Linked DNA regions of Homo sapiens: region 1 is linked to region 2. The links are chromatin loops, found by intact Hi-C in ENCODE. Cell type or tissue: heart left ventricle. All regions are shown on one strand. Each heading gives the region's core, and the rest is flanking DNA. Links, peaks and the distances in the headings are about the cores only.

Region 1 (14,928 bases), core at 2,436-10,435, 240 kb after region 2:
GAACTGAAGACCAATTTCCTTGCTGGCTGTCAGCTGAGAACCACCCTCAACTTCTAGAGACTGCCCGTATATTTTTGCCACATGGTCCCCTCCATCTTCAAGTCTTGTGTTTTGAGTCTCTGACTCCTTTCTGCAACCAGCTAGAAAAAACCCTCTGCTTTTAAAGGGCTCAAGTGATTGGTCAGGCTCACCCAGATAATCACATATTTTAGAGTAACCTGTACTATATAATATCACCTAATAACAGGTTATAAATTAATATGATGAATTTCATAGTCCCAGGGATTATGCAGGGTTTTGTGGGGCTGGGAGGGTGTTTTGTGGGTCATTTTAGAATTTTTCGTACTTCAACTACCAAGGGAAACCAAAAGGGTGAAATTTAAGCTAAACAAATGATAGGCTCTTGAGTCTGAAAAAACTGTAAAGTCACCTAGTTTAGGCGTGACAGCCACAAACATCTCATTTCAGATGTACTCTTAATCTTTCTTGAGAATGACAGTCTATACTCATCCTCCATTTTAAGCCTATTGTTTATAAATTCTAAACTAAGGTCATGGCGCTTTTATTTCAAATTGTAATGAGTCCATGCTGGCTCCTTATTTATGAAGCAAGTGAATACAAAGCATTGAATTATTCTAACAGCCTTATGGAGTTTATATAAAACTTTTTTTTTTTTGAGACGGAGTTTTGCTGTTGTTGCTCAGGCTGGAGTGCAATGGCGCAATCTCGGCCCACTGCAACCTCCACCTCCCTGGTTCAAGGGAGTCTCCTGCTTCAGCCTCCCGAGCAGCTGGAATTACAGGCGTGCACCACCACGCCCGGCTAATTTTGTATTTTTAGTAGAGACGGGGTTTCTCCATGTTGGTCAGGCTGGTCTTGAACTCCCGACCTCAGGTGATCCGCCTGCCTTGGCCTCCCAGAGACACCGCATCTGGCTAAAACATTTTTCAGTGAATAAATGCAAGAGATGAAAATTATGAAATGGGAGGTGGAGGAGGAATAAAATCAGCATATTAGAGATATTATTAAACCACAACTTGCTTCTTAGAGTTTGAGGGAAGCCTGACTTAATTCTTTTTTTTGACTATATATATTTAAAAATGAAAAATGCCAAGATGGTATTCCAAAAATTGAGGTATATTTTTAATGCTAGGTTTAGCAAATCAATGCTTTTAACAAATACTGTACAGTGACTCTATGTTTACCTCATGTGGAGGTAGCATTGAAAGTCTACATTTGAAGCCTTTACAAATGGCCTTCCTTACCTCTTCTATATATCCTGGATTTCAATCTGAAGATATCTGTAAAAATCACAATGTTTATATATATCTACCTTGCAAAATCTGCCTTTGCACAAGAAAAACAAGTATATTTTAAAAATTTATGGCAGTATTGTTTTTAATAATGAGATATAGAAAAAGGTAAAAAAGCTGATAGTTGTCAGTTTGATTACATAGATTATGTTATAACCATACAATCCAATACTGGCGAACGTGGATTAAAAAGTATGATAGGTCTACATAACTGCCATGAAAAAAGTCCATAATATGTTTTTAAATGAAAAAAGCAAATTGCAGGGAACTTAAAACAACAACAACAACAAAAAACCCTGAGAAAAGTGATTTATCACTTCAGTTTGTAAACAAGGGCCTTGCCTTATCACCTTTGTAACATTTGTAAAATGCCTACCTCTAGCTGAATCCATATGATCTTTGTTACCACGGAACAAATACTATTTTATTATAATTATGTAGAAAAAAAGAAAAACGTCTTCCACGGCAGCCGAAATAGCTCAGTTGGGAGAGCGTTAGACTGAAGATCTAAAGGTCCCTGGTTCAATCCCGGGTTTCGGCAGCGCTTCCGTTTTAGGCGTTAGTCATCACTACATGTGATTTCTGCAGTTAACAGGGTCTTTCTGCAGTTAACAGGGTCAACACCCTGTGGGTTCTCACGCGGGCTGGGGCAGTTAAGGGAAACCTTATCGTCATTTTCCCCTGGGAGGGAGGATACTGGGGACATATGTCTTACCTTTTAAACTGCCCAGTACGAAGTTACGCCTCTGCCCTCACTTGGGACCTGGTTTGAGACAAGCTCTTCCGGAGCACTGCGCATAGCTCACTTTCTTGAGCAACCCTGTGTCCCCGCACCCCGCTCCTCTTCTTTCGGGTTCTAGGCAGCCGTGGGCGCTGCGACCCTTCTCTCACTGTCAGAGGGGCGGGAGCTCTCGGCCTGCGCCGCCTCCGCTGCCTGCTTGGTCGCGGGCTTGCCGGGAATGGTGACAGCCCGGGCCCCCTCTTGGCCAAAGAAGTCCTCGAAAGCGTTCGGCGCACGGGCTTTGTCCAGCTTTTTAAACCGTAACAAGGACCGGGGCCGGGCGCGGTGGCTCACGCCTGTAATCCCAGCATTTTGGGAAGTCGAGGCGGACGGATTACTTGAGGTCATGAGTTCGAGACCAGCCTGGCCAACACGGTGAAACTCTGTCTTTAAAAAAGAAAACAAAAACAATAACAAGGACCCTAGAACAGCTCTTAGGTGGGGCGGGAGACAGAGATCGGAAGCCCTTTCTAGTTTAAATCTACACTAGGGTTAGAAGACCAAATACAGGACGTCCAATTAATTTCCTTTTTTTTCTTTTTCCTTTTCTTTTCTTTTTTCTTTTTTTAAGATGGAGTCTTGCTCCCATGCTGGAGTGCAGTGGCGTGATCTCGGCTGACTGTAACCTCCGCCTCCCGGGTTCAAGTGATTCTCCTGCCTCAGCCTCCGGAGTAGCTGGGATTACAGGTGCCCGGCTAATTTTTGTATTTTTAGTAGAGACAGGGTTTCACCATGTTGGCCAGGCTGGTCCCGAACTCCTGACCTCAGGTCATCCTCCTGCCTCAGCCTCCCAAAGTGTTGGGATTACAGGCACGAGCCACTGAACCCGGCCAAAATTTGAATTTCAGAGAAACAACAAATACTTTTTAGTATAAACATGTCCCAAATATTGCATGGAATATACAAAGTACATATTTGTTGTTTCTGTGAAATTGGATTTAACTGGACACCCTGTATTTTTATTTTCCAAATTGCAAGTCACTTGTACATCATATCCTTGCACCCCTCTGAACCCTATGCACCACCTTCCCCACCCCAGCAAAGATATCCAGACGCTGTATGCAGGAAGAACTGAATTTCAGAGGACACCGTTTGATCTTCAACACCTGGCAGTTTACAAAACAGGTTTGTATCCATTGGCTAATTTGTTATCAGCACCAACAGAGAAGCTCCTGGCAGAGATCACTAGGAAACACCCCGGGAATCGGCCATCCACCAGTTTCTAGGCTTCCAGAGTTGTCCATGCTTGTCTGGCATGGGGGCGGAGGTCAGTGGAACTCGGAGGATATGGATTGAATTTCAGTAGAAAGCCTCATTAAGATGATGAACCACAGCCGGGCATAGTGGCTCACGCCTGTAATCCCAGCACTTTGGGAGGCTGAGGCGGGCGGATCACCTGAGGTTGGGAGTTCAAGACCAGCCTGACCAAAATGGAGAAATCCCGTCTCTACTAAAAATACAAAATTAACCGTGCGTGGTGGCGCACGCCTGTCATCCCAGCTACTCGGGAGGCTGAGGCAGGAGAATCGCTTGAACCCAGGAGGCAGAGGTTGCCGTGAGCGGAGATTACACCATTGCACTGCAGCCAGGACAACAAGAGCGAAATTCCGTCTCAAAAAAAAAAAAAAAAAAAAAAAAAAAAAAAGATGAGCCACTCCACTCAAGGCAAGGCAATGGAAAAACACACTTAGGGAGTGCCTTCTTTTTAGTCAGGCTGGACCATGGAGGGAGAGGAAGGAGATCCATGTGTCACATTCTAAGAACTCGCAGTGTGGTAAAAGGCAAAATGAAGCCAGCCATATGGTTTTTAGGCCTATTTATACCCCTCTCCTCTTTCTGTTAATGTTTGCCAATATGCTAGCTGATATGGGGCTTCAGCCCCAAAATCGTTGAGTTCTTGGGTGGAAAGATGTATTTTGATGAGGGGCTCTTGAAAGTCCAATGGTGATCAATAAGAAGAAACCCCAACTGATCATCTAATAGACTAGAGAATTAAACTTTTCATGAGGTTTGGTCGAACGCCATTCTAGATGTTACTAGGAAGGTGTTTTTGGTTTGTTTCTTTTGAGACAGGGTCTTGTTCTGTTGCCCAGGGGTGGGGTGCAGTGGCACCATCACAGTTCACTGCAGCCTCAACCTCCTGGGCCTCAAGTCATTCTTTGGCCTCAGCCTCCCTAGTAGCTGGGACCACAGGTACGCAGCATCACGTCCGGTTAATTTTTTGTATTTATAGAGACGGGGTGTCGCCATGTTGCCCAGGCTGGTCTCGAACTCTGGAGCTCAAGCGATCTGCCTGCCTCGGCCTTTCAAAGTGCTGAGACTACAGGTATGAGTCACAGCCCCTGGCAATGAAGGTATTTTTTACATGTGATTAACGTTTAAATCAGTAGACTCCAGGTAAAGAAGATCACCCTTTATAATGTGCCTCATTAAATCAGCTGAAGCCTTTAAGAGCAAAGACTGGAGTTTCTGAAGAAGAAGGAATTCTCCTAAAAACTTTGCTATAGGCCAGGCGCGGTGGCTTACGCCTGTAATCCCAGCATTTTGGGAGGCCGAGACGGGCAGATCACCTGAGGTCAGGAGTTGCAGACCAGCCTGGCCAACATGGTGAAACCCCATCTCTGTTAAAAATACAAAAATTAGCCAGGCATGGTGGCGCATGCCTGTAATCCTAGCTACTTGGGAGGCTGAGACAGGAGAATTGCTTGAACCTGGGAGGCGGAGGTTGCAGTGAGCCAAGATTGAGCCACTCCACTCCAGCCTGGACAACAGAGCAAGACTCCATCTCAAACAAAAACAAACAAACAAAAAAAACTTTGGTATAGAAAACCTGCCTTCCTGAGTCTCCAGCTTACTGCCCTGCTGAATTTATTTATTTATTTATTTATTTATTTATTTATTTATTTAATTTTTTGAGAGGGAGTCCTGGTCTGTCACCCAGACTGGAGTGCAGTGGCGCCATCTGGGCTCACTGCAACCTCTGCCTCCTGGGTTCCAGAGATTCTCCTGCCTCAGCCTCCCAAGTAGCTTGACTACAGGTGTGCACCACCACGCCTGGCTAATTTTTGTATTTTTAGTAGAGACGGGGTTTTACCGTGTTGGCCAGGCTGGTCTGGAACTCCTGACCTCAGGTCATCCACCCGCCTCAGTCTCCCAAAGTGTTGGGATTACAGGCATGAACCACAGCACCTGGCCTGCCCTGCTGAATTTAAACTCAAGATGGCAACCTTAACTCTTATCTGAATTTTCAAACCGTTAGTCTGCCCTACAGGTTTTGGGTTTGCTGACCCCCACAATGTGTGAACCGAGCTCTTAAAATAATCTTTCTCTACCTCTGTTTCTATCTGTCTCTGTCCTACTGGTTCTGTTTCTTTGGAGAACCTGACAGCATGCTTTAAAGTGTTACTTATACACACAGGTAAGAGTGAAGAATGAGATTGTTACTATTGTTCTGAGCAAAAGCCAACCACCTTGGGACCAAAAGTGGGAGGCATATTCCTAGGAAATGTTGGGCCTAGCCTTTGCCCTAAAAAGGCAAGCCCTGTCTGTTTTCAGCCTGAAGAGGAGAGGGGGAATCCTGGTGAGAAGCATTTGGAATTCAAGCTCAGAGAAGAAGACACGGTATTTCTGGCTGAATCACATTTCCTGCATGCCTGCACACTCCTACTCACCTTTCAAGGCACAGTTCTAATGCCTTACCCCCTGCCAGGTGCTACTCTGCCTTCCTTCTAGTGATTTCTCTGGGTTACCAAAGGTCTTGCATATTTCTCTATTAAAGCATTGATTAAAAGCCATCTCGGCTCACTGCAACCTCTGTTTCCTGGGTTCCAGCGATTCTCCTGCCTCAGCCTCCCGAGTAGCTGGGACTACGGGTGTGCGCCACCGCACTTGGCTATTTTTGTATTTTTTGGTAGAGACCAGGTTTCACCATGTTGGCCAGGCTAGTCTCAAACTCCTGACCTCAAGTGATTGGCCCGCCTCGGCCTCCAAAGCGCTGGAATTACAGGCGTGAACTACTGCTTTGGCCAAGCTGCATTCTCAAAGGTGTAAAGGGTAGAAGTATATACCACCCGAAAATATGCCACTCCGGCCTAAGGATTATTTTGCGCTAAAGGCAATTGGGAAGAAGCTGATTAAAATAAAGCTCCATAGCCTCCCCCTATCTGCCTAAAAGCAGGATATACATTTACAAAGTCGTTCCTCCTCCTTTCTCTACCAGGAAGGACAAAGGTTGATAACCTAAGACAACTTTAGGTCCTTAACAGCTTGGAGACGTGAACAGAGGGGACCACAGAAGTACATTTAACAAGCTTTAGGAACCTGCCTTTATCTAACATTAATTTCCCATATATTTGCTTTCCCACAATTTGCTGTCCCTGGAGACCCGAGGTCCTTTCTTTTTGCTTTCTTTTTTTTTGTTTTTTTTGGGACAGAGTCTCGCTCTGTCGCGCAGGCTGGAGTGCAGTGGCGCGATCTCGGCTCACTGCAACCTCTGCCTCCGAGTTCAAGCGATTCTCCTGCCTCAGCCTCCTGAGTAGCTGGGATTACAGGCGCGCGCCACCACGCCCGGCTAATTTTTGTATTTTTAGTAGAGACGAGGTTTCACCACATGTTGGTCAGGCTGGTCTCGAACTCCTGACCTCAGGTGATCCGCCCACCTCGGCCTCGCAAAGTACTGGGATTACAGGCGTGAGCCACCGCGCCCAGCCTTTAAGGTCCTTTTCCTTTGTGTTGTCACTTCTCCAAAAACGTATTGTTCTTTGTTGACGATGCTGTATAAAATGGAGTTCTCAGCCACACCTTTAGAATTACTCATTCCCTGGGTATGTCCCATGTATATATGAAATGCACATGTTAATACACTTGTTTTTCTCTTCATTCTGTCTGTTGTTACAGGAGTCCCAGCTGAGAACTCAAACTGGTAGAAGGAAGATTATTTTTCCTTCTCTATAGGTGCTTGGAGGTAACGAGGGGAAAGGAGTTGAAAGGAAGGTGACATTTCAGGTATTGATGGGACAGCACGTGCGAGGCCTAGAGGACTGAAAGTTCTTGATGGGATCTGTCAGAAGAAAACAGCTGCGTGTACAGGGGAGAAGTGGGAGGGGCGGGTCGGCTAGCGAGCTGAGACGGAGCTGCGCGTGCGTCGAAGTCGGGGCTGTGGGGGCGGGGTGGGTCCGGGGCGCGCTCACCGGATCGCCGGCGAGCTACGGCTACCACCCGTCATCTCTTTTCAGCTAATCTGCTTCGCGCTACTTTTTTGAGGTGGGCACCTGGGATGGAGGCAAGGAATCACGAAGTGGCGTCTCCTCGGAAGGGGCAGCCTGATGTCTTTAACCACTGAACTGTGGTTTCCAACTGGATGCGCTTTGGGTTCAGGGCTAAGACACGCGTAGGCGGTGCAGACAGTTCAATTCGTGGGCGGCTTTTTCTCTCCCCTGCGCGGTTTTGCAGAACTGAGGATTCACGTTTGCCACGCAGTCTCTAAATGTAAGGAGAACTTGCTTTATTTAACGAATGTGTATTCAGCTGCCAAAGAACAAGCTAATCACCCTTCCTCCCCACGCCCGACTTAGCCTCCTCCCAGCCCTCGCCGGATTTCTGCATCGGAATTGGATTGGATCACACACAAAAGAAGAGCCCAGGAACTCGTTCACCACCTTGCACCTTGCCTGTTAGTTCACGGCATAATGGTAACAGAGTCTTCATTAATGGAAGCAACGTTACTACCGTGAGCCCGGATAGCTCAGTCGGTAGAGCATCAGACTTTTAATCTGAGGGTCCAGGGTTCAAGTCCCTGTTCGGGCGGTATCTTTTTTTTCCTCATTAAAAGAGTAAGAACCAATTTTAGGATCTTTTGTTTGTTAACACACTGCAAAAGAAGGGAATAAAGTCCTGGATTGTGTAAACTGCGACCCCAAACACTTCTCGGAGGGTAAGCCCTCTATGGGGATAGGCCTTTGTGCAGAGGTATACGGGAAACTTCTAATCCATCACTTTGGGGGCTGTAATAGGCAGATTATTCTGTAGCCACCAGCCGGGCTGCTGTATCCCAACAGCGGATATATCAAAGGACCAGGCCGCCACAGTGACAGCCTCTCTTCGCTCCCCTGTGATGGCTCCTGCTGACCCTCCCTCTTGGGTTCTCTCCGATTGGGTGCCTGAGGAATATGGCTGGGATCCTGTACCTTCCCAGCCCTCCTTACTACCTTAGGAAAGAGTTTTCTGCACTATAAAAAGGAAGTGATGATCATCTAGAAACTGAAGCCCCAAACTGAGCCGTTCCCCTCATTAAACCAGGTCAAATCCACCCCTGACTCCCCTCTCAAAAGTGTGATCTGAACAAAGGAAGAAGTTGAGGTGGAGACAGCAGCTTCTGTTGGTGGGAGGAAGAGGGTGTGTATTAAGAGAGAGCGTATTCAAGGGACTGAAATGGGAAAAATGAAATGTTAGTGCTCCCCTACTACAAATTAAAAAGGTAAACAGGCGATCTTAGCGCTTTGGGAGACCGAGGCGGGCGAATCACAAGGTCAGAAGTTCGAGACCAGCCTGGCCAACATGGTGAAGCGCCATCTGTAGTAAAAATACAAAAACAATTAGCTGGGCGTGGTGGCCGGCGCCTGTAATCCCAGCTACTCGGGAGGCTGAGGAAGGAGAATAGCTTGAACCCGGAAGGCGGAGGTTGCAGTGAGCCGAGATCGCGCCACTGCACTCCAGCGCGGGCGACAGTGCGAGACTCTGTCTCAAAGAAAAAAAAAGGCGGGGTGTGGGGAAACATCGGCTTCTGCAGCGGTTTTTAGAATGTAAGGTCATCAAGGTGAGCTAATTTCCCTGTGAAGTGAAGGGACCGGTTGCATCCCTTGCTTGGCTAATGATGGAGCCTTCCTGGCTTCAGCCAGGCAACAGAAGAAAGTCGGTCTTGATCTCCTCATTGACAGGATGGGGATGTGGGCTGAACGTGTAAGAGGCTGCCCTCTTAGCTGGTGGACTGTGGTGCCCAGTGAGTCCTGATTAGTGGGGAAAGGCCAGGATGGCGACAGCACCCAATCGTGAGGCAGGGCCTTCACCCTGCCCACAGGAATGCTCTACCGTGGTCCACACAGATCCCAGCATTACCTCCCGCTCTCTAAAGCTCAGTTTCCCCAGGAGAAAGGGAATAATAATAGCTTCCATCTCATAAGCTTGTGATAATTAAATGGGATACCAATGCATGTACTGTGCTTAATAGCCTAAAAGCAAGCATTCAAAACACGGTAGCCATTATTATAATTATTGTTTTTATTTTATTTTCCTGTGAAAACCAGAAAACCTGCTAAACAAATTCTGAAAGAGCTGTAACACTGTTACCATAATTCTTAAAGAGCTTTCAATCTAACGATGAAACAACAGATACATATTGTAATAGGAGAGGAACCATTACAAAGAAATATGTGCCCAATATGCCCATATTCAGATGACTCGAGTTGACTAGTATGTGCTGGAGGGACAGCGATCCTCGCTGCTCCTAGGAAGAGTGGGCTGGGTGGGCGAGGCGAGCTTCTTTATTGAGGAAAGTAAATCTCAGGGTTCAGAAGGCATTCCAGGGAGAGAAACAGGTAAGTTTCTCGAATTTTTCTCCTTCTTCCTGAAGGAGTCCCTTCGAAAGCGATCAGTTCCACTTTTGGCGATCTTGAAAAGGGGAATCTTTTTACTCCAACCAGTTTCTGAATGAGCAAGAACAGACCAGGCTGGAGCGAGAGGACAAGGGTGGAGAGCTCTGGGTCCCCCCAGTCTTTCCTCCTTTCCCTCCTCCAGTTCATTCCCTCTCCAGCCATGGTGTTTAGTTTAGCCTTTGATGCTTTGGAGCCTCCCTAATAGTTCTAGGTGATTGGTGGCACATTTGTTATTCATTAAAAAATTTGTATATTATCATATCAATTAAAGGCAGGCGTGGGGGAGGACGGAATTGAATGCAATGCTGTAGATCCCTGCTGGACACACAGTAGGTTCTTAGAAAGCGGCGGTTCTTACTCTTATTAGGGCCCTGGGAAGAGAGAAAGCATGAGGAAGACAACACAATGTGGCCTGGGAAAAGGCAGAACGGGAAAGTTTCCTCACATGAAAGGAATTAATTTTCTTACTGATTGCTCTTAAAACCTCAGGGCTAAAAATAATACAGTTTGGAAGGTGAAATGAAGAACTAAAAGCCTGGAAGTGGGAGGAAACAGGATTATTATTATTGTTATTATTATTATTTGAGACGGAGTTTCGCTCTTGTCGCCCAGGCTGGAGTGCAATGGCGCCATCTCGGCTCACTGCAACCTCCGCCTCCCAGGTTCAAGCGATGCTCCCGCCTCAGCCTCCTAAGTAGCTGGGATTACAGGGGCTCGCTACCACGCCCGGCTAATTTTTTTTGTATTTTTAGTAGAGACGGGGTTTCACCATATTGGCCAGGCTGGTCTCGAACTCCCGAGTTCAGGTAATCCACCCGCCTCGGGCTCCCAAAGCGCTGGCATTACAGACATGAGCCACCACGCCCGGTTTTTTTTTTTCTTTTAAATTTCCTTGACAGGGCGGGACTGTCTCATGTCTTCGCCGAAATAGCTCAGTTGGGAGAGCGTTAGACTGAAGATCTAAAGGTCCCTGGTTCGATCCCGGGTTTCGGCAGACCTTTTGTTGGCTCAACCCCTTTGAACAGACAGGGCTACGGTCCACTTCTTAGCCTCTCTGGAGGCTCGCCTCTCTCCCCAGTACCCTTGCACGTTTGCACCTACGCCATACACACCCAGAGACGGCTGTTCTCCTTGTCTCTTAGGCGGGCAGAAACTAATGAGACGAAGTATTTAGTAAGGTATTATAAGGATGCAAAGAATAAGCTCGAGAAATCAGAAGTCAAAGTCATTATGAGGATGCATGATGAACTTAAGCCTCTCAAAGGAATCAGAAGTCGTAGAATGATTTCTTCCCAGTTCCGTAATCACCCTATTTATACTACTGGATGTTAAATGGCAATACGTGGCACAAGATTTGTTATTGAGGTGGCCAACACGCCTGTTCCACAGGCGGAAGGTCTTGGGTTTGATCACCAGTATAGTCAGCTCTCTGGGGCTGCACGTTTTTTCATCGACGACAGACATGAGGACAGTGTTCAAAAGCATTAGTCTTTACCGCAAGAGACACAAGTCAGGGGCCCACCAGAGCATTAAGAATCTGGTGAAGGACTGCGTCCAGTTGGAGATGTAGGAATCTTGCGTCTTTACGTGTCTTCATCTGAAATATTTCTTGAGTCTCAGTTTCCTCATCGCACTTTTAATAAAAAGTGCCTGAAAACATTCCTCGGTGCCAAAAGCTGCACAATTCTTGCCAAGAATATTACTAATTGTGACTCTGACGATGTGTTTATTGATCTGTTTTGAATATAAAATACAATTTAAAAGAAAAAATATCCTAAGACAAAGCAACGTATAAAGGTTGGAAAAGAAAAGCCTGCTATTGGAAGATAAAGTTTCTTGGCATTTTCCACACGTTTCACTTCTTCCGGTAAGAACCCACTAGCAAGTTCTGGTTTCCCTCAAGGAGGAGGCACCCCAAGCGGGTTTCACATAACGTTCCTTTCTCTCAGCCTCGCCCAAATCCATTTTATTGGAAACTAAAACAGCATCCGCCCGAACAGGGACTTGAACCCCGGACCCTCAGATTAAAAGTCTGATGCTCTACCGACTGAGCTATCCGGGCCCCTGAAGAAAAGCGTTTGCTTAGTCTATCCACAGGAAAATAGGCCACGTGGCCGCATTCTTTCCCTTCGCGATTACAATTCTGAGTCTTTTTGCTGATTTCTTGAGAGATGAACCGGCAAAATTGACAATGAGCAGGCGTTCAGCAAAATCGAGTCTTCATTTCTCCTTTTCTCCCATCATAGACGATAAAGACCCAAAAAGTAACCTCCTTCCTGACCTGCTCCGCGCCCTTACTGGAATTTCCCAGGAGGAATCCTCCCAGATTTAAGACATTTGACCGGGCCTCCGGGTAAACAGCGGGATTGCTAATTCCAGTTTTGGTCTTTGAGGAGTCAGTCCTAGAGCTTCTTGTGGGAGAAGCAGTGATGAAAAATTAGGTTTCCAATAATCGATTGGACTCAGTAAGTGGCTACTTACTGAGTGCAAACCGCACTCTCGGAACTAAGCAAGTACTGGGGCCGCAAAGACAAAGTCTCGGCCCTCAGTGGAACTGGAAGACGCGCAAAACAGAAGACCCTAGTCACGCGCGTTGGTGGTGGGATGCCAGCCTTTGCGGACCCCGGAGGACTTGGTCGGCACCCGAATTAAGAGCCAAGTTTTCCAGGGAGTGATGATGCCTGAACCGAGCTGTGGATAGCGACTGGGCACCTGAAGACTTGGAAAGAGGTTTCTAGCCGAGGGAAGAGCAAATGGAAAATGATGATATTTACTAACCTTGGGCATCTGACCATTTAGCTAAAGCATCCATTGAAAGATTTTGATCAGGCAAGCTACAGGCTGGATTTTATCTTTTTAGGGAGTCTGTTACCTTGGTAGCTGTGTCCCAGACGTACCTAATTAGTCAATTCTATAATTCGACCTGTTTCTTCATAACTTCTTTGCCATCTCATTTCTTAAAGCATTGGATCCCTTGAAAGAGAATTAAGCTGGGCATTGTGGCTCACGCCTGTAATCCCAGCACTTTGGGAGGCCGAGGCGGGAGGATCATTAGGTCAGGAGATCAAGACTGTCTTGGCTAACACAGTGAAACCCCGTCTCTACTAAAAAATACAAAAAAAAAAAAAAAAAAAAAATTAGCCAGGCGTGGTGGCGGGTGCCTGTAGTCCCACCTACTCGGGAGGCTGAGGCAGGAGAATGGTGTGAACCCAGGAGGCGGAGCTTGCAGTGAGCAGAGATCGAGCCACTGCACTCCAGCCTGGGCGACAGAGAGAGACTCCGTCTCAAAAAAAAAAAAAAAAAAAAAAAAAAAAAAGAAAGAAATTAAAGCATTTCTGTATATGAGCATATATAAACATATATCCTTTAATAATACATATAATTATATATAAATCTTGTTTGCGTATACATGGAAGGTCTATAAAGATAGAAAATAACCTGATAAAAAGGCTACATTTTGAGGAATGGCAATGAAGCCTGTGAGAGGACGTTTTCACTATTTTCTTTTTCTTTTCTTTTCTTTCTTCTTTCTTTCTTTTCTTTCTTTTTTTCTTTCTTTCTTTCTTTCTTTCTTTCTTTCTTTCTTTCTTTCTTTCTTTCTTTTTCTTTCTCCTTCCTTCCTTTCTTTCTTTCTTTCTTTTTTCTTTTTTTTCTTTTTTTGTCGCCCAGGCTGGAGTGCAATGGCGCGACCTCGGCTCACTGCAACCTCCTCCTCTCGGGTTCAAGCGATTCTCCTGCCTCAGCCTCCTGAGTAGCTGGGACTACAGGCGCCCGCCACCATGCCCGGCTAATTTTTGTATTTTTAGTAGACACGGGGTTTCACCATGTTGGTCAGGCTGGTCTGGAACTCTTGACTTCACGTGATCCGCCTGCCTCAGCCTCCCAAAGTGCTGGGAAAAATATGATTTGTTATTAACAAAATATTCCATGCTTCTGGGATGGCAGAAGTGGCACCTTAGATCAAAGCTTCCTTTGAAGTTTTTCTATAAAGAGCCAGAAGAAAAGGGTTAAATCACACACTTCCTCCTCTGCGGGACTCCCTCCTTGCCTCATTGTTTTGGATGGGAGTTGTTGGTATTGAAAAATCACAAATTTGACAGGTGCAGTTTTCACAAATGAAGATGTGGATCCCTAGGCATCAGATGGCAAGCCTCGGCTCAAGGAAGAAAACTAAAACCAGACCCCTTGGAAAGGAGGTGCCTGTGTCTCGTGAGGTCAGTCCCACGGGGTTATGAGCCTTTGGTCTGTTTCTTTCCAAACCTCTGAACCTCCACTTCTTTTTTTTCTTCTTCTTTTTTTTTTTTTTGAGACGGAGTCTCGCTCTGTCGCCCAGGCTGGAGTGCAGTGGCGCAATCTCAGCTCACTGCAACCTCCGCCTCCTGAGGTCAAGCTATTCTCCTTCCTCGGCCTCCTTAGTAGCCAGGATTAAAGGCGCACGCCACCATGCCCGGCTAATTTTTGTATTTTTAGTAGAGACGGGGTTTCACCATGCTGGCCAGGCTGGTCGCGAACTCCTGACCTCGCGATCCACCCGCCTCGGTGTCCCAAAGTGCTGGGATTATAGGCGTGAGCCACCACGCCCGGTGAACCTCCACTTCTTACAAAAGTGCCAGGTACACTGAGTTACTGAGTACAGTAACTGAGTAACACTGGTCACTGAGTACAGCTTTGAATGAATAAGAGCATGAAGATGCGTTTCCTGTTCTGGGACTGACCAGCTTGATAGGCACCAAACACAGACCAAAAGTCTCAAACTCTTAACTGTATCAAGTGTTAACTGTGTGGTAGTGGACTGCTTAACACTGGGAAGTAGGCCGGATGCGGTGGCTCACACCTGTAATCCCAACATTTTGAGACGCTGAGGCGGGCGAATCGCTTGAGGCCACGAGTTCGAGAGAAGGCTAACCAACATGGCGAAATCCCACCTCTACAAAAAAATACAAAAATTAGCCGAGCGTGGTGGCACGCGCCGGTAATCCTAGCAACTCGGGAGGCTGGGACAAGAGAATCGCTTGAATCCGGGAGGCGGAGGTTGCGGTGAGCTGAAGGGTGCAATGAGTAGAGATGGCGCCACTGCACTTCAGCCTGAGCGGCAGAGCAAGACTCTGTGTCAAAACAAACAAACAAACAACAACATAGGGAACTGTTAGTATTTCAATTAGCATTCCACAGTGGTTTTGTTTTT
Region 2 (14,928 bases), core at 3,555-11,554:
GGGCACTCCTCCCCGCCAGTGCTGGCGTAAAGACACTGCTCCCAGTACCAAGTTTTGAAGGTGAGAGCTTGTCTTTCTCCTGTTCGTAAATCTTTTCTCTGATGGAAACCAGGAGCGGGTGGGAGATGACATAGGAATGTTCTCGTGTTTCCCATCCCCGTTCACTCTTTCAATAAATATGTTTTTAGAGCTTACAGTTTTGCCAACTAATATTCTGAGCACTAGAAATAAATCAAAGACAAAGGAAACCAAAAAAGTTCCTTGCTCTTACGGAGCAGCGTCTAATGAGATAGCTCCCCTAAAACCTCCCACTGGTGTGTGTCCCATGGTCCACTCAGCCAGTAGTCATTGGCCTGAAATCTGGATTTTTGAGCGGGCATGGTGGCTCACGCCTGTAATCACAGCACTTTAGGAGGCGGAGGCGGGTGGATCACTTGAGGCCAGGAGTTGGAGACCAGCCTGCCAACCTGGTGAAACCCCATCTCTACTAAAAATACAAAAAATTAGCTGGGCGTGGTAGTTTACACCTGTAATCCCAGCTACTCAGGAGGCCACTGCACTCCAGCCTGGGCAACAGAGTGAGACTCTGTCTCAAAAGAAAAAAAAAACCTGAACTTTTGATGTTCTTTCCAAATAAGTTTACATATATGCAGTCATCTAACGATATGTGAAAAAGCTTTAATTTGTTAAATTTAAGCCACAATATCGTAAAACTAGTTTACTTTTTAAAAAAGAAATATACTGGAACCCTCAAAAAAAATGAATAGGGTCTGTACATCTGAGGGTCTTCTGTACAGAATTGTTAAACCACGTTTTGAAAGTACATTTTGACTTGTAGGTGAAAGAAAGCATTACTAAGATTCTCTGTAGCTACATATAGAAGTTGAGGGGCAGCTTCTGAAACTCTGATAGTAATAATTTGGTATTTCCTCAAACTCTTCTATTTTGTATTTGTCTCCATTATAAAGCCATACTTGGTTCATTTAAGAAATTTTTAAAAATGATTTGTATGTTAACTTTTTTCCCCAAATCGTCAAGTAAGGATGATAAAGAAGATGTCACATGTCTGGCCTGAAGTTTTGCCCACCCACCAAAACCTGGCACACTGACCTGTGCAGGTCTCAGCATGAAAAGTCCCTGCATATATGAGAGAAAGAGCATTGATCAAAGGATTCCTAGGTTGTAAGTTTCTCAACAAGAATGTGGCAGAGCTGGAGAACTTAGATATTTTTATGTACAATATAGTATTCTTCCACTACCCCCATTAACATCCAGAGAGGCAGGGAAATATATGTATATATTTTTGTGACATGGTATGTAGCTTTGCTGTTGAACTGGATGGCATAGACCAGATTATAAAGTGTTTTTAGCCCTCGGGTTCCTCTTCTATAAAATGGAGATTAAAAATACTACCTGCCTAATATCCTGTTTGTTGATCTGGGTAATAGTGGTGTGTGTTCATGTGTTCACTTTCTGGTAATTCACTGAGCTGTATATTTTTAATTTGGCCCTTTGATATAGCTGTGTTAAACTTTGACAAGTTTAAAATTTTTAAAAAGAGAGCCCTGAAAGAATACCAAGGCTATAAAGTTATTTTAAAGATTAAGTGAACTAGTGGTTTCCAAACAATCCCTGTTACAGTGTTAAGCACAGAGTTGGTGATTAATAAGTGCATTTGGATTCAGAGGATAAAACTTTGCTATCTTTAAAGTTTTAGAAACATTTGCATTAGCCACTGTCACAGCCAGAAGATTCCAGTGTCACTAAAAGCATCTGCAAAAATGTAATATACCTTTACAGTTACTGTTCAGTGGTAACTTTAAGACTTTCAGGCTGGATATGGTGGCTCGCACTTGTAATCCCAACACTTTGGGAGGTAAAGGCAGGAAAATCACTTGAGGCCAGGAGTTTGAAACCAACCTGGGCAACATAGTGAGACCCTGTCTCTACCAAAAAATGAAGAAGAAAGAAATTAAGACTTTCACCTGTTATAAATCTTTCTAGGAAAATAGATCTTTTGAGATGTATAGTTTTACTTTATCCTGGTTGTCTGTGCTTCTTTTAGATGTTTCCATTCCTGAAAAACCCAAGCTTAGATTTATTGAAAGGGCACCACTTGTGCCAAAAGTAAGAAGAGAACCTAAAAATTTAAGTGACATACGGGGACCTTCCACTGAAGCTACGGAGTTTACAGAAGGCAATTTTGCAATCTTGGTGAGTGAATTCAGCATCGAGCAGCAATGGGATGGAAGCTAGGGAATAACAAAATCTCATACTCCTTGAGATAATTTAGTCTCTTCCTCCACAGTTTTTATTAGAACTGCCACCAGTTGCTCTTTAAACTGGTATGTACAGAGGCTACTGGGTACCCAGTAAACATTTGGGTTATATATCTTTTTTTTTTTTAATGTAGAGTGAAAATAACGTAAAAGCAGAAGGAAGGGGCTAGCTAATGTGCCCCATAATCAGATCATGAGATCTTTTCAAGCCCTGGTAAAAATAAAACCATCCACAATATAGGATGTGGAAGACAGCTGTTTCCTTACTTGTTGAGTAGCTTCCATGAAGACTTGATGTCAGCAGCCACACAAATGGGTGTGCACTAGGATTTGTTTTCCACCAGGCAGCCAGAGTGATATTCCAAAGTCCTCTTCCTGCAGCCTACATAATCACCCCCACTGACCTCTCAGAACCTCCTGCCCACTCTCCCCATTCCTCACCCTACTCCAGCCACATTGGCTTCTGTTCAACTTGCCAAGCCCTCTGCTGTGCCAGGGCCTCCACATAAGCCTTTCTTATGCCTGGCACACTCCTCTCTTTTCCCTTGGCTAGTTCTTTTTATTCTGGTCTTAGCTTTAGATGTCACCTCTTCAAAGAAGCCTTCCTGGCTCTCCACTGAAATGGGTCCCCCTTCACTCTATTACTGTGTACCCTAGGCTTTTCCTCCATGGGACTTATTAGAACTTAGATTTTTATTTTCAATTGTATCATTGAAGCCACAGTTACTAGAAGAGACAAAATAATGAGCCCATAGATGATGTCGAAGTCCGCATGTGTTTCTAATTCTCCCATTCACTTTTAGGCATTGGGTGGTGGCTACCTGCATTGGGGCCACTTTGAAATGATGCGCCTGACAATCAACCGCTCTATGGACCCCAAGAACATGTTTGCCATATGGCGAGTACCAGCCCCTTTCAAGCCCATCACTCGCAAAAGTGTTGGGCATCGCATGGGGGGAGGCAAAGGTGCTATTGACCACTACGTGACACCTGTGAAGGCTGGCCGCCTTGTTGTAGAGATGGGTGGGCGTTGTGAATTTGAAGAAGTGCAAGGTTTCCTTGACCAGGTTGCCCACAAGTTGCCCTTCGCAGCAAAGGCTGTGAGCCGCGGGACTCTAGAGAAGATGCGAAAAGATCAAGAGGAAAGAGAACGTAACAACCAGAACCCCTGGACATTTGAGCGAATAGCCACTGCCAACATGCTGGGCATACGGAAAGTACTGAGCCCATATGACTTGACCCACAAGGGGAAATACTGGGGCAAGTTCTACATGCCCAAACGTGTGTAGTGAGTGTAGGAGATAACTGTATATAGGCTACTGAAAGAAGGATTCTGCATTTCTATTCCCCTCAGCCTACCCACTGAAGTCTTTGGGTAGCTCTTAAGCCATAACTAAGGAGCAGCATTTGAGTAGATTTCTGAAAAACAATGTTATTTGTTGATTTAAAAAGAAAACTGTATTTTTATTAAATAAAATTTAAACATCACTTCAGGATATAACTTCTCATTGGTCATTCTTAATCCCTTAAAAGATTAAGAAATAGGCCTCAATGACTAAAGAGTTCTTGGTCCTCCTGGGGTGTAAGATGAACATGAAGGCTGAAACAAATGTTTGCATTCCCCCATCTATGATGCGAGTCTCACTTAAATGTTTATACTGCCTTTTATACGTACACACTTCAGGAGCCAGTTTCTGTGATATTTTACTAGGTTAAAAACACATTTTTAGAGTAAGAAAAAAACAACAGTACATAGGTCAATTGATTCAATATTTATTGATGCCCAGCTACCCATCTTCTCACAATCTTGGAAGGGGTATGTTGGACAATAGGCAAGGAACATACCCTTTGCCTTTTAGCAAAAGGAACCGATGACAAAAGTTAGAACTGCGTGGCCTTTTCTGGGTCTGAAATTCTCCAAGAGGGAGAGTGTTTGGCTCTATGTTTGTGCCCCTGCAGAATCTAGTACAGTGCTATGTGCCATGCACCACTTAAATTCTTACTGCTAGTGAATGAGGGCCCCCTAGGACTCAGATCCTCATAGCTCCAGCTCCGTTTGCCCAGATTAATGTTTTCCAGACCCAACCAGCTGCAGTCTTCTATCCCCTATTAAAACTAAAGGAAGCACAAATTAATAGAAATATCAAACCATTGGCTTTTGAAGGTGGGTAGAAAACAGCACTGACCAAAATATTTTTAATCCCACTTTCTTAAAAAATAAGGTATCAAACAAAGAATAATTTACTTTCAAAAGTACAAACTTAGCAGTTGTGTGCTCCTCACAGTTGTATAGTGTGATTTTTTCATCAATTTTAGTTACATAATCACTAAATAATCTGCACTAGAACTCACATTCACATAGCTGGTTTTAAAGCTGAACACAACTGAACCTTGAATGGAATTGGGGACAGTATTAAGTATTAAGAACAGTTTTTTTTTTTTGTTTTTTTTTTTTTTTTAGATGGAATTTAGCTCTTGTTGCCCAGGCTGGAGTGCAGTGGCGCGATCTCGGCTCACTGCAACTTCCGCCTCTTGCATTCAAGCAATTCTCCTGCCTCAGCCTCCCAAGTAGCTGGGAATACAGGTGCAAGCCACCATGCCTGGCTAATTTTTGTATTTTTTGTAGAGAGGGGGTTTCACTATGTTGGTCAGTCTGGTGATCCACCTGCCTTGGCCTCCCAAAGTGCTGTGATTACAGGCATGAGCCACCGTGCCCGGCCTATAACAGTTTCTTATACATACGTTACTGGCCAGCAGTTTCAGCTAGCAACACAAATCAGGTGAGAGGTGAAGTGAGTGATAACCTCATTTCACCTTTCTCACTTGACACCTTTATCTGTTCTTTGTTATGGTTCACAGAGTGTTCTACTGATGTGTGAGTTCAGTCATGCTATAAACCTATTTTATTTTGTGGGCCTGTATTTCGTTATTGAACCACAGTCCTGGAGCCAGCCATCTTCTCCACAGATTAAGAGGCTGTTGCTAGAACTCCACCATCACCACCCATAGAAAAAGCACTTTAAATTTTCATGTTGTGGTAATGGGGTTTGAAAGGTTGGTAGCATTTTTGCATAAGCAGATCAGCCCATTCCCAAGCGGCTTTACACAGCCTCTGACAGTAACAAACCACGTTCTCATTGGTACCTTAAAGAGTTTAGGAGTCAAACCCAAGGATTTGTCCATGACTGAAATAAGAGCTTAATTATAAGTAATTAAGTCAGCAGATATTTGAGTACCTGTAAGCAGCAGGCGCTGTGCTAAAAAGTGGGGACACAGCAGTGAGCAAGATAGGCATGTGCTTATCCTTAGATAAACTTCACTTTTAAGACTACTACTGGAGCCTGAAAGAGGAAACAGATGTAGGGTGGTCAAAGGTGTGACCTAGAGGAGCCTGAAGAGCAGAAGTGCCCTGACTTGACCAACTCACAGCAGTTCAAGTAAGATCCTGTTGAGTTAGGTGTGCTATGATATCTGCCCCTTCACAGCCATACTGCACATGCAGGCTGTGTCACTTCCTAAAGAGGCGCCCACTCTGCTTGCTTCTCTACCCTGCAGTCCTCCTTTAAACCATCTGCCTAATCAGCTATGTATCTGTACTCCCTGTCCCTGTCCTCCGCCCAATTCTGTATACGTTTATTCTTTGCATAATTCTTAATAAGTAGTTGATTGGTGCCCTGTTTCTTAAGAAGTTTCATAATGGAAAGAGGAGAAGCTGATGAGGAGTCTGCGTGGAGAAGTGATGGTACCACAGAAGTGGAAGGAGGATTAGAAATGCCAGTCGATCAATCTGTGAGGGCTGTGGGAGATAACAGAAAAATGGAGGAAAAAAATCATAGATTATATAGCATGGTGTTCGTGGCTGGGATCACCAAATCCCTCTTACCCGGGGTAAAGGACTACATACAAGGCTGTGTTAACTTTCATTAACCTTGAAAGGGAAGAAATTTAATTTGAATTTACTGTGTGGCCGGCCCTCTTCCAAAAAGTTCAAGATGCACCTAATGCAAGAACTAATTCTTGTTCTTTTTGTCACTTCCAGATACCAAGGCTCAAACTGTTTAGCAGGAATCACTATCCTTCACCTGTACAAAGCATTCTGCCACACCAGGTTATAGGACAGATTGCCACCTTCTGTCTCCCCCCTCCTCCCACAGACTACCTACTAACAGTTCATTCTTCACTCACTTTTCTGTCTCTGAAACATCCCTTTCTTTAGTTTTCTCTAACCATTATTAGCACCTAATCCCACCCAGATTAAGGCACCTAGAGTGCCCCCAAGACACAAAGGTTTCAAGTCAGTGAAAGAAGGTCTGACCCTCCCCACAGATGGCTCACCTTTTTCAGGCAAATATGCTCCCAATGGTGGAAGCTAAGATGATCGCAAGGATAATACAGCAGATCATGATCATGATCTTCTTCTGCTCATCCAGACAAGGAAAGAAAGAATACATGAGAAACATCATCGCAAAAAGTATTCTGCAGGGAGATAAGTGCATGTGGACATGGAAGAGGGTGTGAAGGAAGAGAGCAACAGAAGGAAAAAGGAGATGGATCTGGCTTCTAGGACCCAGAATGCCAACAGAAATGTTATTTTTGGTGAGACATTCAAGTTAGATTAAAAGGATGTTTGGTATGGTCATTCCACCTTCTAGATAACATCGTGACAGATCTCCCCCATTTCCTCCTAAAGCCAGATACTCCCAAGGACTGAACCAAATTCTTTTGGGGGGAACACCTCAAATCTGAAACACAAACATAGTTACACTGCATTCTGTGGGAGTTAAACCATGTTCAAAAATTGCACTTTTGAACCATCTGATCCAGCACATGGCTTAAAAAGGTGTGAACTGCATTCTAAAACCTGAATAAAAATCACCACATGGTGGCACCAGATCATTGTGTTTCTGCATCGAGACAGAGCCAGAACCGTTTCACAATCAATACAAAGTCATTTTTATTTTTAAATTAGCAATAAAATAATCAAGTTTACATCTAAAAAATACAAACAACAACAAAAACCTTCACATGTTGTATTCCAAACTGTAAGCCCCAGGCCTCAATGTCAGAGGAGAGCAAAGGCCTTTAGTTATTTTGTCTCTTGTTGCTGGAGCCCATCCACTGTCTGACATCATAGCCATGGGCAAGAGGATATTGCCTTGGCTCTGTCTGAGTGCTGGATTGTGACCGGCCATAAGTAGCCTTTGCAAAGGAAGCTAATGGACAGTGCCTGAATTAAGGGTGCTTACCCTATCCTAGAAAGCGTTAAAGTCAAAGCGGAAAATATACATGGTACCCAAAATCAAGGAGACTGCCAGAGACCAGCAGGGGATCTAAGGGATTTACCACTGGGTTAGCACAGACACTACACTTGAAGATTTCCTAGCGGCTGCTGCTGCTGTTTCCATGATAAGAATTCAGTGAGACAAAGAACCTGCCAAGCTCATTAACCGAGTAGCAGGAAGAGCTACTGTGTAGCCTCTGGTGTTCCCCAACTGACTCAGCCCTGCAGATGGGACATCCTGTAGGTCATGTGAATATCAAGTTACTGAGGGATGTTCTCAGGACAAGCCTAGCATAGGCACCAGGTGGGAAAGGGTGTCAAAAAATTATACCTTCTGTCTGCTAAGCAGAAAAACTTAATTGGGATCAATTTAGCTCACTCCAGAGTTCTCATTTTATTCTCCCAGTATTCATCCAGAAAACAAGTTTCTTGATGATATGGGAAGATCACATTTCCACAGTGATTCATTTGCAGGTAAGCAAATGTCCTTTACCCAATTTTTATCCTAGCTCAAAGTTGGCTTTTTTTTTTTGAGGTCATAATAGCTTCCATTTTTATTTCCTACTTCCTGAGACACACACACTTATGTGTACATACATTTCATACACAATTAGAATACATCTGGAACACATGAGTGAATACACCAGTGTCATGAAATATTTCCAGAGCTTAGGATTCTAGCACCTTGTCCCTTGCCCAATTTAAAATCCCTGATTATTTTTGGCCCCAAGACAATAGTCTCACAAAGCATCACTTTCTAACAATGAGCAGCCAGTTTCTAAGACTCAGACATGGAAACATATTCCATACCGTCAGCCTTTTGCAAAGCATAACCTCAGATGACTGTATCATCCTGGTCCCTCCTTGAGTAAATATGAGAGACTACAACACAGAGAAAAATCAAAGTTGCCCCCCAAGCTGAACAACTAAGAGCTTAATTTAAGGCTGAATTTCAAACAAGTCAGCTCTTTAGACCAAAATGACATCTGCCAGTCCCTCATGTTTTCAGGACATACGGACAACAAACAGGATTGGCATCCTGCCAGGTAGAAGACTCAGATCCAAGCCTTCTTGTTGCCAAACTTAGAAGAATCATTCTGCTTTGTTAAAGATACTCCCCTAAAAAAATACATTGCAGTTTCTGGGAGAATACTCCATGAGGTAGAAAAATACAGCACCTTGGGAGAGTCTCACAAGAGCTTTCCCAAGTGCAAGGCATAATCTGACACACAACAGGGAGGAAGAAAGCTGGGTGGGTCCACACAGTCCAGGAGAAAAGGTACTTGAGAGCTGGTGGGGCAGGAGGAGGCTCTGGGGAGAACTCAGGGTCGCATCAGGTAGATCACATTCCCCCAGGGCTAGATTGTTAGCTGAGTCAGGTCCAAGGGTGGTTGCAAGGAAACAAAGGAACGGGTCGCACTCGCTCTCAGGAAGGCCATTCAGACTCCATTCTCATCTGAAGACAAGGGTGGCCACACCAGTCTGGAGTGAAATCAGTTTCTAGGAGGCAGGGAAAGGAGGAGCTGATCAGTACACAGGAAGAAGGCAAAGGGCAACAGAAGGAGTCAGCCACAAACCTGGAAGGTGGGGAGGAAAGACCAGAAATCACTATGAAATAGACAAACCCAGGACAGAACTTGGAGTTAAATATCCCACTGTACAAAGAACAAAAAGCCCTACTGTGAGAGGGGAAAAAAATAGAAAAGCCTCTAGGCCTTTTATAAGCCTTCTCACAGGCTGTCCACACCCATGGAAGGACGTGGTGGGAAGGGACAATCCCTAGTGAAAACACCTGCTCTGCAGGTCCCACAGCAACACCGCTCCTGAAGACAGGCTGCAGGAGCTGCTTTCTGGTTCTCGATCTTCATGAACTCCCTGCTGCCTTTCTTTTAGAAAACAGAAGGACACAATGAAAAGCCTATGGAAAAAGTTCAGGGGTCATATTATGGCTGCTCCACCTTATGAGCTATGTAGTCTTGGGCAAGTTCCTTAACTTCATTGCTCTTTCCCCGTCTGTAAAATGAGGATACTATGATCTTAGAGCAAGCAGCTGGCACATTACTAGGAAATATAAACACACTGTCTACCCTCCTGTTCAGAGACCTCTCTCCCTTGGGTGACATGGAGGAAGAGGAGAGTCCAGACCTAGGCAACAATCAGTCTTGACTTTGTTAGGGAACATGGAATACACTACAAAAAAAGCAGCTTAACAACTGCTCAGCAATTTAGCAGGTTAAAGATAGGGTTAGTCAACCAAAAACAACATATTAATTAGTCTGCTCCTCTTTGAGGAGTTACGTCCTGAAAAATGATTCATATACCTTCTGAAGTCCTGGAATTAGGAATAGAAAGGGGCACCACAAATTTGCATATCATCTTTCATCCAAGGATATGGAAAAATAACAACTCTTATATCTTTTTAAAATTTCAACATCTATTTCAATCAGATTGTTCAGAGCCAAACCAAAATTTAAAGTTCACATACAAAAAAGTCAAGGGCTAGACTCCAAGTGCCAGAAAAAAGAGGGGAAAAAAAAAATCAACCAACCACCTGTCTATGAGAGGTTGTTCATCTCACTGTTGCTTATCTTTCAAGATGAAGTTGAATGCTCAATGCTGTAATAAGCTGACTTTTAGATCCCCTGGTCACATGGAAGGAGGAGGAATAAGAAGAGACACACTGAAACAAATATAAAAGGAAGGCACAGCTCTGGGTACTGGCATGGTATTATGTGCCAAGTCTTAAAAATGTTTATACCTGTTATTTCAGTACTCCAACTTATATGAGTTGGTAATAAAGAGAAAATTTAAATGAGAAAAATATTAAATAAGGTTAGTCACACTGTTAGCTACAGCAAAATAACATAAACCTCCAACATTGTGAAAATGTTAAATATTTGAGAGTATGGCCACAATCTCATATTGAAAATTAGATTTACAAAGAGATTTTAATGCTGTGGAATGATGCTTATAATTTTCTAACTGGGTACAAAACTGGATAATATAGTCTGAACTATGTAAAACTATGTCTGAGTATGTGAACGTGCCACAAGGTTATCAGCAATAATATTAAAAGTTCATTAGTTTTATGTTTTCTGTATTTTATAGGTTTTTTTTTAACAATGCATGCTATATTTTATTCAGAAAAATATTTTAAAAGTCACTGGCTGGGCGCAGTGGCTCATGCCTGTAATCCCAGCACTTTGGGAGGCCAAGGCAAGTGGATCGCTTGAGTCCAGGAGTTCAAGACCAGCCTGGGTGACATGGCAAAACTCCATCTCTACAAAAAATATAAAAGTTATCTTGGCGTGTTGGTGTACACCTATAGTCCCAGCTACTCAGAAGGCTGAGGCGGAAGGATCACTTGAGCCTGGGAGGCAGAGGTTGCAGTGAGCTAAGATCGCACCACTGCGCTCCAGCCTGGGCGACAGAGCAACACACAATCTCAACAACAAAAAAAAATTGTTTGTTTTAAAGTCACAAAAGTCTTAATAGTCCCAATAACCAGATTGATATGCTCACTACTATTAAACGTGATTCAGGCCGGGTGCAGTGGCTCACGCCTGTAATCCTAGCACTTTGGGAGGCCGAGGCGGGTGGATCACCTGAGGTCAGGAGACCAGCATGGCCAACATGGTGAAACCTCGTCTCTACTAAAAATACAAAAATTAGCCGGGCGTGGTGGCAGGCACCTATAATCCCAGCTACTCGGGAGGCTGAGGCAGGAGAATCGCTTGAACCCAGGAGGCGGAGGCTGCAGTGAGCTGAGATCGCGCCACTGCACTCCAGCCTGGGGGACAAGAATGAGAAACAAACAAAAAACAACAACAACAAAAACGTTTTTTGTTTGTTTTGATTCAGGCCGGGCGCAGTGGCTCACGCCTGTAATCCCAGCTTAGGCGGGCAAATCACCTGAGGTCAGGAGTTCAAGGCATTCTGGCCAACATGGCAAAACCCCATCTCTACTAATAATACAAAAATTAGCTAGGCGCTGTGGCATGTGCCTGTAATCCCAGCTACTCAGGAGGCTGAGGCAGGAGAATTGCTTGAATCCAGGAGGCGGAGGTTGCAGTGAGCCGAGATCATGCCACTGCACCCCAGGCTGGGAGATAGAGCAAGACTCCGTCTCAAAAAAAAAAAAAAACCAGTGATTCAGTGGTAAGTCTATCACTTTTAACAAATTTTCAAGAAAATGAATAGTCTAAATTTTAGCATCGCTATCCTCTAAGGTTCTCCAGGCTTTATAGTTAATGATAAGTGGCTACCTTCTTTTACAAAGAGAAGCTAGGTCCACTATTAGCTGTGTGAACTTGGCCCTGTTATTCAACATTCTCTTTGACTGAGTTTCTTTGTCTGTAAAATGTGCATAACACTGTATCTGTCTCAAAGGATGTTGTAAGGATTCAATGATATGTGTATAAGGTGTTTAGTACATTGTCTGGTACAACACAACACTCAAAAGTGTGTTAACTATCATCATTTAAGACCCAACCACTCAGCAACAGAGAAAACTCTGCAGATCCAAATCCCAATTCAGAGTTTCATTTACATTGAAAAGGATACAGAAAGTAAAGCCCAACATCCATGAAAATCAGTAAGAATTCAGAAGACAGACTCCAGATCCAAGACAGAGATGTACCCAACTTAGAAGCATGCTTCCTGAGTAAGGGGAGTCACCTGGGGTGCTCAGGTATGCTGGGAGAAGTGGTAATACGACAAGACAGAGATTGGGGACAGAATCTACAGGATAAGAACAAACGGAGAGCTCATCCACGTACTGCAGCCAGAAACCAATAGAACTATAAGGAGATAAAGAATCCACAGGCTACTGAAAGTTTTAGAAAGCTCAGTGTGTCCAAGGACAATCATAGGGGGAAAGAAGAGGAATTTGAAATCCCAAGCTAATTTCCTCTTGAGGAGCCAAATCCAGAGTCCCCAAGAACCACTCGTTTACTTACATTTCAGTGCAGCAGCCTCTTAGGCCACTCTTAATTCAGCCCAACGGAAAGTCCAATAATCAATGCTAAAATGCCCAGCAACACAACTACTAGCACAATGATAATTATCAATTTCTGGAGAGAGGAATAAGACAAAAACAAATCATTATTACAAACAACCAAAAAAATAACAACTCATCCAAAACCTAACCCCTGTCACCTCTACATAGAAAATATCTTACCAGTCTGAGTAAGAGGCCTACATCTCTACATACAGACATCCTTCTAGGATACTTCATTTATTTTTAAGACAGGGTTTTTCTCTATCACTCAGGCTAGAGTGCAGTGGCATGATCATGGCTCACTGCAGCCTCGACCTCCTGGGCTCAAGTGATCCTCCTGCCTCAGCCTCCTGAGTACATAGGACTACAGGCATGCACCACCATGCTCAGCTCATTTTCTTTATTTTTGTAGAGACAGGATCTTCCCATGTTCCCCAGTCTGGTCTCAAATTCCTGGGCTCAAGCAATCCTCTCACCTCGGCCTCCCAAAGTTCTGGGATTATAGGTGTGAACCACCACACCCAGCCTAGGACAGTTTAAATTTCTTAAATTACTTCTAGGCTAGGAATGCCAGCAGAGGGAAATATGGGGCCTCTCTCAGCTCTCAGCTCACACTGCAGTTCTGTATATGTGGACAGATAGAATCAGAGCCACTATCGTGGGGTCTCTAAGGAGCAGTTGGCCAAGATAAAAAGTCACTGACTGATTTTTTCCATTTTAAGAGGGAATGTAAAGGCATTTTTGATAGAGTTCTAATTTCCTACTTTTGCCCATACTCCTACCTGTCAGACCCAGTACACTGCCTGGATATCAGAAAATGCCACCCAGCCTGGATTCACCATGTAAAATAACTTCCCAGTCCCCTAAATCCCTGCATAAGCAATAGGTAAAGTTGGATGAAAAACAAAGAACTAAACAACAACAATATCAGAGCCCAAGAGAACCAGTCAAAGGAGAGAAGTCTAAAAAGCAGACGCCACCAGAGCTGGATAACCACAGTCGTGAGCACAGAAGCCTAGAAGTCCTTAAGCGGCAGGGGCACCAGAGGGTGGGCAAATACAGTGGTGTGGTAGAAACAGAATGATTGGGATCTGAACTTGAATCCCAGTGCCTCTACTTACTAGGTGGCCTGAAGCCAGTTACTGAGCCCCTGACCCTCAACTGTCTCATTTATAAAGTAGAAATAACAGGTGCTCCATCAGATATGACATAATGTATAGATAGCAGTTAGCATGAGCTAGGTACAAGGTAGAGAAAAAGAGAAGGGAGGCGGAGCTTGGGCGCCTGGAGTGGAAGACAATGAAGAGAAGGTTTCTGAACAGAGGAGTCAAGTGTAACATCTGAAAGCCTCATGAGCTAAGTCCAGGAGAAGATTAGCAGCACCACCTGGGCCATGCATCCATCCTACAGAACTGCCTTTCAAGTGTGGGTTTTTGGGGAGATAGCTTGTGAGCCAGATCCATGCAAGGCACACCTGGGAAGGAAGGGCAGGCAGCTTGTCTCTAGGAAAAGCTGAGGGAGGGGTTGATGAGGCTACGACAGGGAGGGAGGCATGGGCTCAAGAACACAGGTAGGGGTGGCCAGGGAGAAGAGATACTAGTAAGACAGCTGAGACGAAGGACAGTTGAGATGAAGGTGCTCACCCTCCGGGCTTCACTCTGATACTTGACAGCCTTTTTGGTATCTGCCACGGCCCGCTCCACAAAGCCCACTGACTGGTCCATGTTGTTCTCAATACGGTCAATCATGGATCCCTTTCCCCAGATGCAAGAGGTGGTGGCAGCAGAAACAGAGACAGGGAGAGGGAAGAGAAAGAGCGAGACACAGCAAACAAAATGGACTCTCTTCTCTGAAGGCCACAGGAGAGTCTCACCTTCCGGGCCTGACTCTGGTATTTCACAGCTTTTTTCGTTTCATCTCGTGCCTTCTCCACGTGGTCCACTGTGTGCATGACATTCAACTCTATGTTATCTAACATCTCACCCTGCAAAGAACAGACTCTGATCACACCAAGTAAACGTCTCAGGTCAGTCCTAGCCAATGCGGGGAAGGGATTCTCTTTCTTACAATCTTCAGTGGCAAGAAGAGCATCCACAAACCTTGATGCATGGCCTTCCATAGGACACCCATTCACAGTCCTTGGTGGTGGGGTGGCAGTCACTTGTTCAAGAAACATTCAGTGAATTTTACTACTTCTCTGTGACCAGCACTCCACCAGGCATCCAGAACATACTATCTAGATACCTAGTAACTACCTATAAATATACTCTGAGATATCCCCAGACAACCTTTGTTATTTTTTTTACACTTAAGCACATGGAGAGGAACCAAAATAAGGATATCTCATTGTTATTAGGACATCACTAGGA

What was found. Peaks named below come from ENCODE experiments on the same cell type or tissue, not always from the same donor. Only the 100,000 strongest peaks of a DNase experiment are listed, where the experiment ranks them.
Region 1: a loop joins it to region 2, with 2.5 times the contacts of the local background. A loop is called at or near these places in 18 of 110 quality-filtered maps.

What each region holds. Positions count from the first base shown.
Region 1 is chr11:59,553,306-59,568,233 of GRCh38, reverse strand. It overlaps LINC02739 (long intergenic non-protein coding RNA 2739), which reads left to right and starts at 2,104. Exons shown (of 5, transcript NR_187292.1): 1 at 2,104-3,219; 2 at 5,650-5,715; 3 at 6,991-7,098; 4 at 7,357-7,581; 5 at 7,668-7,936. It overlaps TRK-TTT3-4 (tRNA-Lys (anticodon TTT) 3-4), which reads left to right and starts at 7,827; the gene lies at 7,827-7,899. LOC102723575 (a long non-coding RNA gene) reads right to left here. Exons shown (of 4, transcript XR_950136.2): 4 at 7,488-7,575. TRK-TTT5-1 (tRNA-Lys (anticodon TTT) 5-1) reads right to left here and starts at 11,805; the gene lies at 11,733-11,805. It also overlaps TRF-GAA1-3, TRF-GAA2-1 and the pseudogene RNU7-58P. RefSeq lists enhancers at 1,809-2,308, 2,284-2,463, 2,309-2,810 and silencers at 10,689-10,818, 11,655-11,845, 11,829-11,878. In heart left ventricle, for the core only: no CTCF peak of the experiment used is centred there; a DNase peak (open chromatin) is centred at 7,213; H3K4me3 peaks cover 1,913 bases; H3K27ac peaks cover 1,360 bases.
Region 2 is chr11:59,794,987-59,809,914 of GRCh38, reverse strand. STX3 (syntaxin 3) reads right to left here. Exons shown (of 11, transcript NM_004177.5): 9 at 14,433-14,543; 10 at 12,519-12,632; 11 at 4,037-9,060. The coding sequence ends at 12,549. It overlaps MRPL16 (mitochondrial ribosomal protein L16), which reads left to right. Exons shown (of 4, transcript NM_017840.4): 2 at 1-60; 3 at 2,066-2,214; 4 at 3,083-3,775. The coding sequence ends at 3,568. Among named protein-coding and RNA genes, the nearest start is that of MRPL16, 8.3 kb to the left of the region's middle. RefSeq lists an enhancer at 7,057-7,106. In heart left ventricle, for the core only: a CTCF peak has its summit at 7,149 (motif pointing right); no DNase peak of the experiment used is centred there; H3K4me3 peaks cover 288 bases; H3K27ac peaks cover 913 bases.